Linked DNA regions of Homo sapiens: regions 1 and 3 are each linked to region 2. Evidence: chromatin contacts called from ENCODE Hi-C or POLR2A ChIA-PET data. All regions are on one chromosome and are shown on one strand. Each heading gives the region's core, a stretch centred on a gene start or an enhancer-like site at or near the end of the contact. The rest is flanking DNA. Distances are from core to core; before and after follow the strand shown. Region 1 overlaps PALM2AKAP2 (PALM2 and AKAP2 fusion). Region 2 overlaps TMEM245 (transmembrane protein 245). Region 3 overlaps PALM2AKAP2 (PALM2 and AKAP2 fusion).

Evidence for each region. Hi-C counts contacts between places; a loop is a spot of excess contacts on that map. ChIA-PET counts read pairs that join two places held with the same protein, here RNA polymerase II (POLR2A). Pooled maps may share reads with other maps.
Region 1: a pooled map shows a loop between it and region 2 (2.6-fold over the local background). The contact joins two enhancer-like sites. A Hi-C loop is called at or near these places in 2 of 37 single-sample maps with no recorded cell type and 5 of 50 pooled maps. POLR2A ChIA-PET finds 5 or more read pairs at or near these places in 1 of 52 experiments (T-cell).
Region 3: a pooled map shows a loop between it and region 2 (6-fold over the local background). The contact joins two enhancer-like sites. A Hi-C loop is called at or near these places in 1 of 37 single-sample maps with no recorded cell type and 4 of 50 pooled maps. POLR2A ChIA-PET finds 5 or more read pairs at or near these places in 1 of 52 experiments (activated CD4-positive, alpha-beta T cell).

The regions. Positions count from the first base shown.
Region 1 is chr9:109,952,401-109,956,595 of GRCh38, forward strand. All of the region lies in intron 6 of PALM2AKAP2 (PALM2 and AKAP2 fusion), which reads left to right. Among named protein-coding and RNA genes, the nearest start is that of PALM2AKAP2, 170 kb to the left of the region's middle. RefSeq lists a silencer at 676-745. Within about 2 kb of position 1,676, at least 2 of the 41 ENCODE cell types and tissues checked have a DNase peak (open chromatin) inside an H3K27ac peak, as active enhancers do.
Region 2 is chr9:109,099,113-109,103,493 of GRCh38, forward strand. All of the region lies in intron 3 of TMEM245 (transmembrane protein 245), which reads right to left. Among named protein-coding and RNA genes, the nearest start is that of TMEM245, 19 kb to the right of the region's middle. Within about 2 kb of position 2,904, at least 13 of the 41 ENCODE cell types and tissues checked have a DNase peak (open chromatin) inside an H3K27ac peak, as active enhancers do.
Region 3 is chr9:109,916,793-109,920,827 of GRCh38, forward strand. The region is part of intron 3 of PALM2AKAP2 (PALM2 and AKAP2 fusion); the gene reads left to right. Among named protein-coding and RNA genes, the nearest start is that of PALM2AKAP2, 140 kb to the left of the region's middle. RefSeq lists enhancers at 1,727-1,776, 2,017-2,186, 2,297-2,366. Within about 2 kb of position 2,044, at least 7 of the 41 ENCODE cell types and tissues checked have a DNase peak (open chromatin) inside an H3K27ac peak, as active enhancers do.

The DNA of each region.
Region 1 (4,195 bases), core at 426-2,925, 850 kb after region 2:
TAAGTAAATGAATCAGTTGGGAGTTCTCATCTGGTTGGGTTCCATGGTAGATTTTTTAAATGTCTTTATGCATGGAAGGTAACTTTAAAGATGGAAATATGAGTGGTGTTTTATAGATTGCTCAAACCGCCAGGTTAAGATTGACAAGAGTTTCAACCAATAGAACGTGGAGGAAATGCAAGAACATCTTGTCCTCATCAAAAGTGCTGGGGATACCAGAACTGGGTGCTCCCTATGTACCTAAGCATTTAGTGCAGTTGTTTGTGGAGCTATGTTTTGTCAGATTCATCTTACACAGTGAATGGCAGGGCTTTCTTTACATTATTCTCTTTGTTAATTGAAATACTTTTTAATGTGTAGTTAGGTAGGCTGGAACCATGATAGCACATTACACATCCCACAGTTCTAGAGCATACCAACGGGTTCAAATGTAGGAGCATATGGAAAGTCGTGTGCTTACATTCATCCCTAGTGTTGTTGTGAAGTTAAAGGAAATTATATTTATTAAAAGCACTGTGTAAGCTGGAAGTAGATGACAAATGTTAGTTTAGTTATAATGAGAAAGTGTCTGTTGCCCAACCAGAGGCCTCATGCTGTCCAAATATAGAGATTATAAGCTGTTCAGGTGTGTTTCAGAACTAGTATAGAAAGGGAAGCTGCTTTGGCCTCCTTTAGATTTGTGACTAGTTTTGTAGTACATTGAACCTTATGAAATTGCCATTTTGTAGATCCATAATATTGACTATTGACAGTTCCATATAGTTCAACCTCATAATTCGATTCTGGGGATTATATCTCATCATGGAGGGCAAATGATTACCAGATGAACTCTAAATATAGCAGGAGGAATTAGATGAGAAAATTAGAACTTTGGAAGGGAATGTAGTTCAGTACTACCAAGTAGACCTAGACATTTCACCTGATAGGGTAGGATTTCCTTTAATCTCACATCAACTTTGTAATGTAGCCATTGAGGTTACTGTCCTTTTATACATGAGGAAACTGAGTTATAGAGATAGTAAGTACTTTGGCTAATGTGGCAGGGCTAAAAATCCGTGTGGGGTGGAGGAGGGCCAAGTTCCAACCTCAGTTGTCTTTACTTCCTCCCACACAGAGAGCTATGTTATGAAAGTGGTGTGGAGGCCGGGCGCTGGAGGCCAGGTGCGGTGGCTCATGCTTGTAATCCCAGCACTTTGGGAGGCTGAGGCAGGTGGATCATGAGGTCGGAAGATAGAGACCATCCTGGCCAACATGGTGAAACCCCATCTCTACTAAAAATAAAAAATTAGCTGGGCTTGGTGGCACGTGCCTGTAATCCCCGCTACTCAGGAGGCTGAGGCCGGAGAATTGCTTGAACCTGGGAGGTGGAGGCTGCAGTGAGCTGAGATCGCACCACTGCACTCTAGCCTGGGTGATATAGCAAGACTCCATCTCAAAAAAAAAAAAAAAAAAAAAGAAAAGAAAGTAGTGTGGAGATGCCCCTGAGACTGGAGACAAAAAGATTTAGATAATGAGGTTATTTATGCAAGAAAGACCCAATGGCACCAGTTCTTATTTTGCACCTTTACCTACTCAAGCAAATGCTCTGTTAATTATACCACCCCCTGGAGGCTGGGAGGCATCTCTGCAGCGCTTCCTTACCAAAGGAGAAGCGGAGGGTAAAATCACTTTGTTTTCTTATCTGTTCATCAGGAGTCCTGTTGTTCTATTTGACAGTTTTTCCTTCACCATTCATAAAAAGGATTAACAAAATTGCCCAAAACAACTCTATAAAGTCTAGGAGTGGCACGTCAGTCTCTGAAAAAGCAAAGGGGGTTTTGTTATTGTTGCTGATGATGGTATTGTTACTATTTCACCACTGTCATAACAGCAAAGAGGAACAGCTGCCCTATGGTGTTATGCAAATGCCTTTTGATCTAGGCTATATCATCCTTGTGCAGCTATTAATAGACCACATCATCTCCCCAGCAGCCCCCAAGCCCTAGCTTCTGTCCTGCTTTTCTCAAACAGTATTAAATCTTGCATTTTATCAACAGCACAAAAAAGCAAAGATTTGCTATTTAGAAGTGGACACAGGAAGGGGAATATCACACTCTGGGGACTGTAGTGGGGTGGGGGGAGGGGGGAGGGATAGCATTGGGAGATATACCTAATGCTAGATGACGCGTTAGTGGGTGCAGCGCACCAGCATGGCACATGTATACATATGTAACTAACCTGCACAATGTGCACATGTACCCTAAAACTTAAAGTATAATAAAAAAAAAAAAAAAAAAAAAAAGAAGTTAAGGTTGCAAGATCTTAAGTGATCATGTAGGGCAGAAGTCAGAAAATGGTTATGCAGATTCTGGGCTGAATCTGGCCTACAGTAAGGTTAGTTTACCTGCACAGCAATTAAAAATCATTTTGAATTCATTGCCAATAATAATAAATTAAGAGAGTTCTTATTTTAAAAGTATATTTCCGACTTCTCTTGAGAATTCAGTCTCTGGCAATAATAGCCTGTTCTCCCCACTGGCAATTGTCTGGAGCTGATGGTGGTTGCTAACTTTAGAGGAGCCATATTCCGTTGTTCATCACCACCAACACCAACACCACCACCATCTCCTATTATTTTTACCACCTTCTATTATTCTTACTCTTGGCCCACTTCCTTTGTCTGTATCACCTGCCTGGCCCCTATTGGCATTTGAGCATGTGACCCCTAATCTACCATCATTCACTCATTTTATGGCTGGGTCAAATAAGTCCTAGGTGGAAATGGGACTTACCTTAGCAAGATAACAGCAGACTCAGAACTAAAGTCCCCTGAACTCTTTGGATGAATGAGGCTTTGTACTGTGTTGGGATTCAAATCTTCTAAGGGCATTTTTAGTTTTGAACAGGCTACAAGCAGAAAGCTAATGCCAGAATCTAGTGCTTTTGCTACAGAGGAACCCATGTGACTTATATAATGATGAATTAACCTTAGGTTAAATGAACAGTGTAAGTTTGTAAGGAACTTTAGGGTATCCTGTGTTTCATGGTAAAAAGTTTCATTCCCAGGAAAATAAATAGATACTTTGTAGTCAACACCTCAATAGTTCTGGAGGCTTCATGTTCCTTCTTAGCAAAAATAACAAGAGGCACAGCCCATACTTATTTAAATTGAAATGTGATCTTCCATGCCTTCCTAATCCTTAGTCTTTGATTGTGTTCCTGAGGTCATGTGGTTGTAGAATACTACTATTCTGTATTGTCCACTTTTTTTATCTTCCTAAGAGCAATAATCCTCACAGAAGCTTGATAATTCAAAGGACTAATGAAACAGAGATCTTTACTCCCAGGGCTTGTCATAAATCCTGGCCAATATGGTGAAATCCCAACTCTACTAAAAATACAACAAAATTAGCTGGGTGTAGTGGTGCGTATCTGTGGTCCCAGCTATTCAGGAGGCTGAGGCAGGAGAATCGCTTGAATCTGGGAGGCGGAGGTTGCAGTGAGCCGAGATCGTGCCACTGCACTCCAACTTGGCAACACAGCAAGACTCCTCTGTCTTAAAAAAAACAAAACAAAACAAAACAAAAAAACTGATATGATTTAGTGTTTGTTTGTTTTAAGGAAAGACTAATTTTTTTTTTTTTTGAGACAGTCTCACTCTGTCACCCAGGCTAGAGTGCAGTGGCATGATCTCAGCCCACTGCAACCTCCGCCTCCCAGGTTCAAGCGATTCTCTTGCCTTGGCCTCTCTAGTAGCTGGGATTACAGGCGCATGCCACCATGCCAGGCTAATTTTTGTATTTTTAGTAGAGATGGGGTTTCGCTATGTTGGCCAGGCTGGTCTCAAACTTCTGACCTCAGGTGATCTGACTGCCTCAGTCTCCCAAAGCGCTGGGATTACAAGTGTGTGCCACCGCATCTGGCCAAGGCTAATTACATTTAAGATGATAATTGTATTTCCCAAATTAAAAAAAATATTTCCAAGTCACTGAATATTAAAAACACGAGCTGTGGGCCTATTCTCTTCAGGCCAGGGTTCTTAGGTCAACCTCAGACAACCTGAAAGTGAGATAAATTCTGCAGTTAGTGTGAATTATTCAGACTATCAGAATCTGCCAAATCAAATTCCATTTCTTCAAGAACTTATTTCCAGTCAGAGTACAAAGATAGAGTCAGCTTTTCTACTTTTCCTGAAAGACTGCCTAAATTCTAACTA
Region 2 (4,381 bases), core at 1,654-4,153:
CCTCCCCAGCCTGCAAAGTTCCCTTTGAAGAAGGCTTCTGTTTCCATTACTAATGTGGAAAATACAACTCCCTCTCAATGGCTTCTAGTATCACGTCACAAGGGCCTGGAGATGGACCAGTAGACTTTTCTCTAGGCCTGTTTAACTTGCAGTATCAGAAGTGGGGACTGGGAGGGGAGCAGTAAAACATTTGGTTTGCTCCCTTTTTCCAATTTGGGCTTGACTGAACCAAACTTGTTCACTCATATCTCATGCTATCCCAAAACAAGTAAGGCAACTATCAGGATTCATCTCTGCAAAGACATTTCTAGTCATTTACAAACAATTACCAATGCCAGGAGGAACAGCACTCAGCTGTACTTGCTGGTACTTCTCAGGCTGGGTATCCAGGCTATTATAGATATATCTGATGATTGTTTCACTAACTTTTGAAGAAATTTCTTATACTCAGAGAAAATGGCTCTCTGAGCCTAAGTTTCTTCATTTGTAAAATAAGCATAACACCAATCTCACTAGACTGCTTAAAAAAAACTAAGAGTATTTTTAAAGAGTCTAACACAGCCTTACTTATAGGAGATAACAATGCTAGTGTACCTCTTTCCTCAGACGCCAAGGGAACATACTGAACGTGGATTCCAGGTGCTATGGTTTGAGTGTTTGTGCTCCAAAACTTATGTTAAATTTAATTGCCGTTACCACAGTATTAACAGGTGGGACCTTTAAGAGGTGATTAGGCCATCAGGGCTCAGCCCTCATGGGTAGGATTAATGTCATTATAAAAGGGTGAGTTCAGCCCCAGCCATCTCTTGCTCGCCCTTGTACCACGTGATGATACAGCAAGAAGATCCTCACCAGATGCCAGCACCTTGACATTGGCCTTCTCAGCCTCCAGAACTGTGAGCCAATAAATTTCTGTTCATTGTAAGTTTCCAAGTCTGTGTTACTCTGTCACAGCAGGACAAAACAGACTAAGCCATAAGGTTTCTACTAAGTAAGGTTTCTGGGATCTAGGAGGCAAGGAAGCTAGGTCATGTAGTTGTGTTAAGTCAACAGGACCAATATGGAAAACTGAAGGAGCTGACAACTACAACTGATGCAAGAAGGATGAGTACTCAATACTTTTTCAGGATGACTGACACTTACTCAAAGAGCCTGGGGAGGGGAAAGAACGCTGGGCTTAGGGTCAAGAACCTATGTTTATTTATTTATTATCATTATTATTACTTTTAAGACAGGGTCTCACCTCTGTAGCCCAGGCTGGAGTACAGTGGCATGATTACTACTCACTGCAGCCTTGACCTCCTGGGCTCAAACAATCCTCCATCTTCAACCCTCCCAGTAGCTGGGACTATAGATGCACACTACCACACCCAGCTAATTTTTATTTTATTTTATTTTTATGTATTTATTTATTTTCTGTAGAGACAGGGTCTCACTATCTTGACCAGGCAAGGTTAGTCTTGAACTCCTGGGCTCAAGCAATCCTCCCGCCTTGGCCTCATAAAATGCTGGAATTATAGCATGAGCCATTATGCCTGGCCAAGGACCTAAGTTTAAATCTTAGCTCCACTAGTCACCTGTGTGACTGCAGGCTAGTCAGTTAATCTCTAGAAGTATCTTCATCTGTAAATGAAGATACCATCTATCTTACAAAGATTTATTTGTTTGAGTTCTGTTTTGTTTGCTTGTGGATTTAAAAAGATAGCACATTTAAAAGCACTTGAAAGTTCTTGGCTCATGACAGGCACTTAAATATTTTTCCCTTATTATCTTAAGCTTTTGGGAAATACTATGTTAGAACTTCTCAGGTCTAAGAGAAAACCACTGAGTAAGACCCTTGGGTTCAGAAGCAACCACTGAAACTAACTCAGCAATGATCCACAAGAAGAGTTTTCTGAGGCGGAGGTGGGAGCACTGCTTGAGCCCAGGAGTTAAGCTGCAGTGAGCTATGGTCACACCACCACTGCACTCCAGCCTGGGCAACAGAGCGAGTCTTAGTCTCTAAAAACAAAATAAAATAAGAATAATAAATAAATAGAAGAGTACTCTGGGTCTAGGAACCAAACTCAGGCTTTGAATTCTGATGAAATCCAGGACTAATTCTGTGAGTCTAGTGAACCACAGCACAAAACCTTCAAAGCTCAGAAGACATAGAGAAAGATACCCACACAAGTGACTGGAAAACAAGAGCAAGTGATACAACGGGACACTGGAAATGACAAGGAAAGAGCCGATGCACACACTGTTGTGGCAGTATACTAAAGCATTCCTGTACCTACCTATATTACAGTGACATCTACAGCAGGAAACTGACTGTAAGTACAAGAGAAGGGCTGTCCCATTACACACCAGATGGTTTGAGTTCTGATTCTTAAAAAGAAACGATGTTCTTAGGGGCAAGAAGAAAAAAATACTCAGAAATTTAGGAAAAAGAAACACTTAAAAGATTTATTTTATGATGAGGATTATTTAGACTAGAAGTCCAGAAAGGGATTCTAGATCAATAATCACCTATCTTGACACAGGTTGAAATGAAAGTTAAACAAAATAAATAAAACCAAGATTTCCAAATCTGTACTCAACATTTATTCTGTGTGTCTGTGATTTCCTTCCTTGTCATAGCCTGTAATACAAATAACAGCAATCTGGCTTGCATATCAGCACATCACTACTCTAAGTTTATGGCTAGTATTCATAATCGACCATGGTCTTCTTTTTCCCCTTGCTCAAAAATTGGTCTTAGAAGTCTTATTACCCTTACAGTTTTCTAGGCTGCTGTCATGAGATGACTAGAATTTACACCGTAGAGAAAACCCAACCACAACCTTTGGTTTAGACTTGCATTACTTATATTCTTATAACAATTACTTACTTGGCCCTGGACAAAAGCAGTCAAAAGGGGAAACCATTCTGGCATAAGAGGTAAAGGGTAAGCAGAACTGTCTGAGTCACTTGCCATTAGGTGAAAGAAAACAAAGGAGATAAAACTAACCAGAAAAACAAGTCGAAACTGCCAAGCTTTCTACAGCAGTTGCCAAAACAGGAAATTTACTTCCACTAGTCAGATATATAACCACAGAGTCTAACAGATTATAACCAGGAAGACAGGCTGAACAAAGAAAACTTAGACACCAAAATATAAAATAAAATAAAATAAAATCTTCCCTATTTTCCACTGTCAGAGAGATATATAGTTATGGTTACTTTGTTTCAGGAATTTTAAAATTCTAAATATATATTTACAAATAAAAATATGGCTTACAATTGTTAGATATTACTCATTTATCAAATAAAATAATAAAAAGCAAATTAATTTTTAAAAACTTTTACAAGGTACCTGTACAAATACACCAGAGTACCACAAACAGCCTCATGATGAGAATAAAATGAAGATGTTAAAAATAATGCTCTATAAGTGTATTCATTGACACAGAAAGTTCCTCATGACATAATTAAGTTTAAAATGTGGGTTACAAAACAGAATGTTCACTGTGATCTAGTTTTTTTGTGTTTTTAAAAGCCTAAAGGCAAAACAACTATTAGTTAACATTTTGGTATAATCTGTAGACAGTGAGATTTTGAGTGATTTTTAGTTTCTTCCTTTTGTTTCTCTGTATTTCCTAACTTTACTGCAACACACATATTATCTGAGAAATTAATTCTTTTTAAAACATACTGCAGCTAGTAATCTGCTCTTGGAGTTTATTATCGCCATCAGAAAGAAGCAAGGAGTAAAGTATTGGTCAACTGTAGAAGCTTTGTGTTCAGATTTACCTCTCCAGTCACAGCTGCTTCCACACGGCTGGGTAACCAGAAGTCTGATCTGATGATTTGAGGACCACTACTATATCCTGACAACCTCCCCACTTACAACTCATTAGAGACCTCTACCTTTAACAAACTATTTGCAGATATAGGTCACTCACAGCCAGGGTACCTCAAAATAATCTTTAAAAGCACATGGTCTATTCAACTTTGTACTAGAAATTCCAACCAGAGCAATCAGGCAAGAAAAATAAATTACAGGCATGCAAATTAGAAAGGAAGAAGTCAAACTATCCCTATTGCAGATGACTGAACTTACATATGCAGAATCCTAAAGAATATACCAAAGAAACTACTGAAGCTAATAAATTCAGCAAAGCTGCAGGACACAAGATCAACAAGCAAAAAATCTGTTGTATTTCTACCCAGCAGCAATAAACCATCCAAAAGGAAAATTAAGAAAACAATTCCACATGATAGTATCAAAAAGAATAAGGAATAAATTAAAGGTCTAAGACATATACAAAGAAAACTACAAAACACTGCTGACTCCCATGTTTGTTGCAGCACTGTTCACAATAGCCAAAATTTGGAAGAAACCTAAATGTCCATCAAC
Region 3 (4,035 bases), core at 794-3,293, 820 kb after region 2:
CCTCTGGGACCCAGGCAATGTCTCTCTTTCTGCACACTCAGACATACTATTGCCCCTGTGGACATAGGATTACTGCTCTGCCTATAGCATCATATCCCTTGCAGTAGGTAGAATAATGGACCCCCAGAGATGTCCACAGGCTAAGCCTCAGAACCTGTGAATATGGTAGGTTCCATGGCAAAGAGGAATTAAAATTACAGATGGAATTAGAGTTTCCAAACAGCTGACTTTAAAATAGGGAGATCAGTATCCTGGATTATCTGGGTACACTTTGTATAACCACAAGATCCTTAAATGTGGAAGAGGGAGGCAGAAATCAGAAGGAGGGGTGGCTGCAGGGAAGGTCAGAGAGATGCAACAGTGCTGGTTTTGAAGATGGAGGAAGGGACCCACAAGGCACGGAACGTGGGTGACCTCAGGGAGCTGAAAAGGGCAAGGAAATGGATTCTCCCCTAGAGCCTGCAGAAGGGAACACAACGCTGCCAGCACCTTGATTCTAGCCTGGCAAACCCCGTGTCAGACTTCTGACATACAGAAATATAAGATAATAAATGTAGATTGTTGTAAGCCACTAAGTTTGTTGTAGTTGTTATAGCAGGAATTGGAAACGAATGCGTCTCTTTAGCACCAGGTCCCTGTACCTGGCAGGAAGGAAGGAAAGGCAAATGTCACTTAAGCCAACGCTCCTTTCCTTTTTTTTTTTTTTTTTTTTTTGAGACAGGGTCTCACTCTGTCACCCAGACTGGAGTACAGTGTTGTGATCATCACTCACTGCAGTCTTGAACTCCTGGGCTCAAGTGATCTTCCCACCTTAGCCTCCAGAGTAGCTAGAACTAAGGGTATATGTCACCATGCCCAGCTAACTTTTTATTATTTGTAGAGGTGGGGGTCTTGTCTTGCCACGTTGCTCAGGCTGGTCTCATCCTCCTGGGCTCAAGCAATCCTCCAGCCTCAGTCTCCCAAAGTGCTGGGATTACAGGCATGAGCCACCGCACCCAGCCCTCCTTTCCCTTTTAGGGAGTTGTGTGGAAGTCCCTTCGGATCATTTTTACTTACATCTCATTGGCCAGAGCTGTCCCATGGCCAGCTTTATCTTCAGTGGAAGCTAGGATACATAATTTTTTTCAGGTGGGCATGTTGCCATCCCCAACCAAATAAGGATTCTGTTAGTTTGGAAGAGGGGGAGAATAGATATTGAGAAGACCACTCAGCGTCCCCACCACACACTCCCAGGCAGAACCAACTATTCTACAGCATGTTGTTCTTTCCTCTATTATTGCTATTTTTGGTTTGTATTGTAATTTATGTGTTCACATGGCTGTTTGCATTACTTGACCAAGAAGTCTCATGAGCAGACACTGTGTCTGATTTATTTCTCCATCCCCAGTGCTCAGCATAGTGCCTGATACAGAGAAGGTGTTTGCATGAAGTTAGATGGATGAATGTCTAAATAAACTTTGAAATAAGAGCATGATCGATGCACTTCCCAGAGCGAGAGTTCCTTTCTGTTTTCTTGTGAGGATGATCTATTGGGGTTAGGTACATTTTATAAGACCATTTGGCCATGATTGCAACCTCATCTCCAGTAAATTAAACCTACACAGCTGCAGTGTGTCACCTTTCCTTATGGCTTATTACAGTTTGCTTTTTGCTCAGAAGGAACTGAGCAAGCAGGTTAGAGGCTGTTATGTGCACCTGCCACAGCCTACGGATCCTCAATTAACCTTGCGTGTAAATTACACTTCCTGCCCATTCTTTATTTTTAGCACAGCAACATCTACTTGGCTCTTCCAGAGAAGACTGCATTAGATTTCAGTCATGAAACTACAAAACAGTGGCGTCTGCAGCCTGGCTGGGATGACTGTTGTTAACCCCATGACACTCTGTTCCTTGCGAAGCTGCTTTGCCCCAGGACTCAGGTTTTCCTGAGAAAGAGAGCAGCCTGGACTGACCACACCCTCAGAGCCTGGCCCAAGGCCACATGTGAACTTATAGAAAAATCTGCTATTGGATCTGACATAAACTCTCCATTTCCTTCATTCATTGCATTTGGGTTGAAACTCAGTTGTTGTTATCACAAAGGTTTCATTTCGTTCCTTTTTTTTCTCTCCCTCTCTCTTCGTTCCTTCTCAGTTACACAGTATCATGACCCAAATCTTTAGCACCTGAACCATATAGCGCAGAGCCTTGAAACCCATAGGGCCAGGGCACCCCGTGGAGACAGGCCAGCCAGTGGGCATCAGGTCGCAGAGAATTCTTAACCACTTAAGGTTGCTTCACTGGAAGAAGTGAGTTACTGAGAGACAGCCATTTTCGGTTTTAGTCAGCCATTTTTATCACGATCTTGTTTGTTTTAGAATCCCCTGTAGTGCCTAGCTCGGAGTCCAACCAAACAAGCTCCATAAATGTTGATTTTGAATTTAAATAGATGTTGGGGTGCTCCCATTTCCCCTTCACTAGACACATGGGAAGCTGAGGCCCTGGCCCCTCTTTCATGCCACAGCCTGGGAGATGCTGCCTTCTCAGCAGAAAGCCTCAGGAGGTATTTTGAAAAGGGAATTTGTTGTTTTCATTCTGGTTAGATAAGTTACAAACTAATTTTTTAAACTGGGAAAATATTGAAAATTGTTTTTTAAAAATGAAATCACCTTTAATTCCATTACTCAGAGACAACTATCACTGACATTTTTCTGTTTTTTCAGTCTTAATTCTCATGAAGGTGTGCCCTGTTTCCCTCCAGATTTCTCAGAGGATTCAGGATTAGGGAAGGGAGGAGAGGGTGCCTTATGTTCTTTCTAATCGTTTAGCTTTGGGTATTATTGGGATATATATAAATACATTAACACACATATAAATATATGTGTATATATATTATATAACTGGCATATACATTATTGGGATATATATTAGTAGGATGTATATATATATATGTGTGTATACATATGTGTGTGTGTGTGTGTGTGTGTGTGTGTGTATATATGTAAAATGTATACACACTTCTATTTGACCTGTACCAGTTCATTATTACCACAATAATGCTAACTAACACGCCCTCAAATTCAGTGGCTTAAACCCAAAGTCATTTATTCTTGCCCACACTTCTGTGAGTAGGCTGGGTATTTGCTGATCTAGGCTGGGCTTAGCTGAGTGGCTCTAATTTCAGGTGCTTCTGAACTATATAGCTGAGAGCCCTGAAACCCATAGGGCCAGGGCACACTGTGCCTATCTATGGGTTTGCCTCAGGTCTATTCCATGTGTGTTCTTTCTGTGGTCCAGGCTGAAGGGGCAGCAGCTGCCCAGATAAGTTATTGTCTTGGCATTGGAAGGGGTGCAAGAGGACAAGCTCAACTGGGCAAGCACTTTTCAAGCCTCTGCTTGTGTCTTATCTGCTCACATCCTATTGGCTAAAGCAGGTCACATGGCTGCGGCCAGTGCCAAGGGACTGGGAAGTGTAACCCATCTACCATAAGCCTAGAGCAAATCACATGGTCAAGATTGACATCAGTGGCTTGGGGAAGCATGTACTCTTCCCATGGAAGTAAGGGAGGAAGGAAGGGAATATTTTTGAGAATAATGTAATCTTTTTTTTTTTTTTTTGAGATGGAGTCACACTCTGTTGCCCAGGCTGAAGTGCAGTGGTGCAATCTGGGCTCGCTGCAGCCTTGCAGCCTCTGTCTCCTGGGTTCAAGCGGTTCTCCTGCCTCAGCCTCTAGAGTAGTTGGGATTACAGGTGTGCACCACCATGCCCAGCTAATTTTTGTATTTTTAGTAGAGACGGGCTTTCACCATGTTGATCAGGCCAGTCCCAAACTCCTAACCTCAGGTATACGCCTGCCTCGGCCTCCCAAAGTGCTGAGATTACAGGCATGAGTCATCGCAACCGGCCCAAGAATAATATAATCTACTGCACACCCTAAATATCTGCTAAAGTACTCTGTACTTTGAGATTTAAATCAAATCTGCTCAGGCCAGGTGTGGTGGCTCATGCCTGTAATCACACCTCAAATAAATAAATAAATAAATAAATAAAACCTG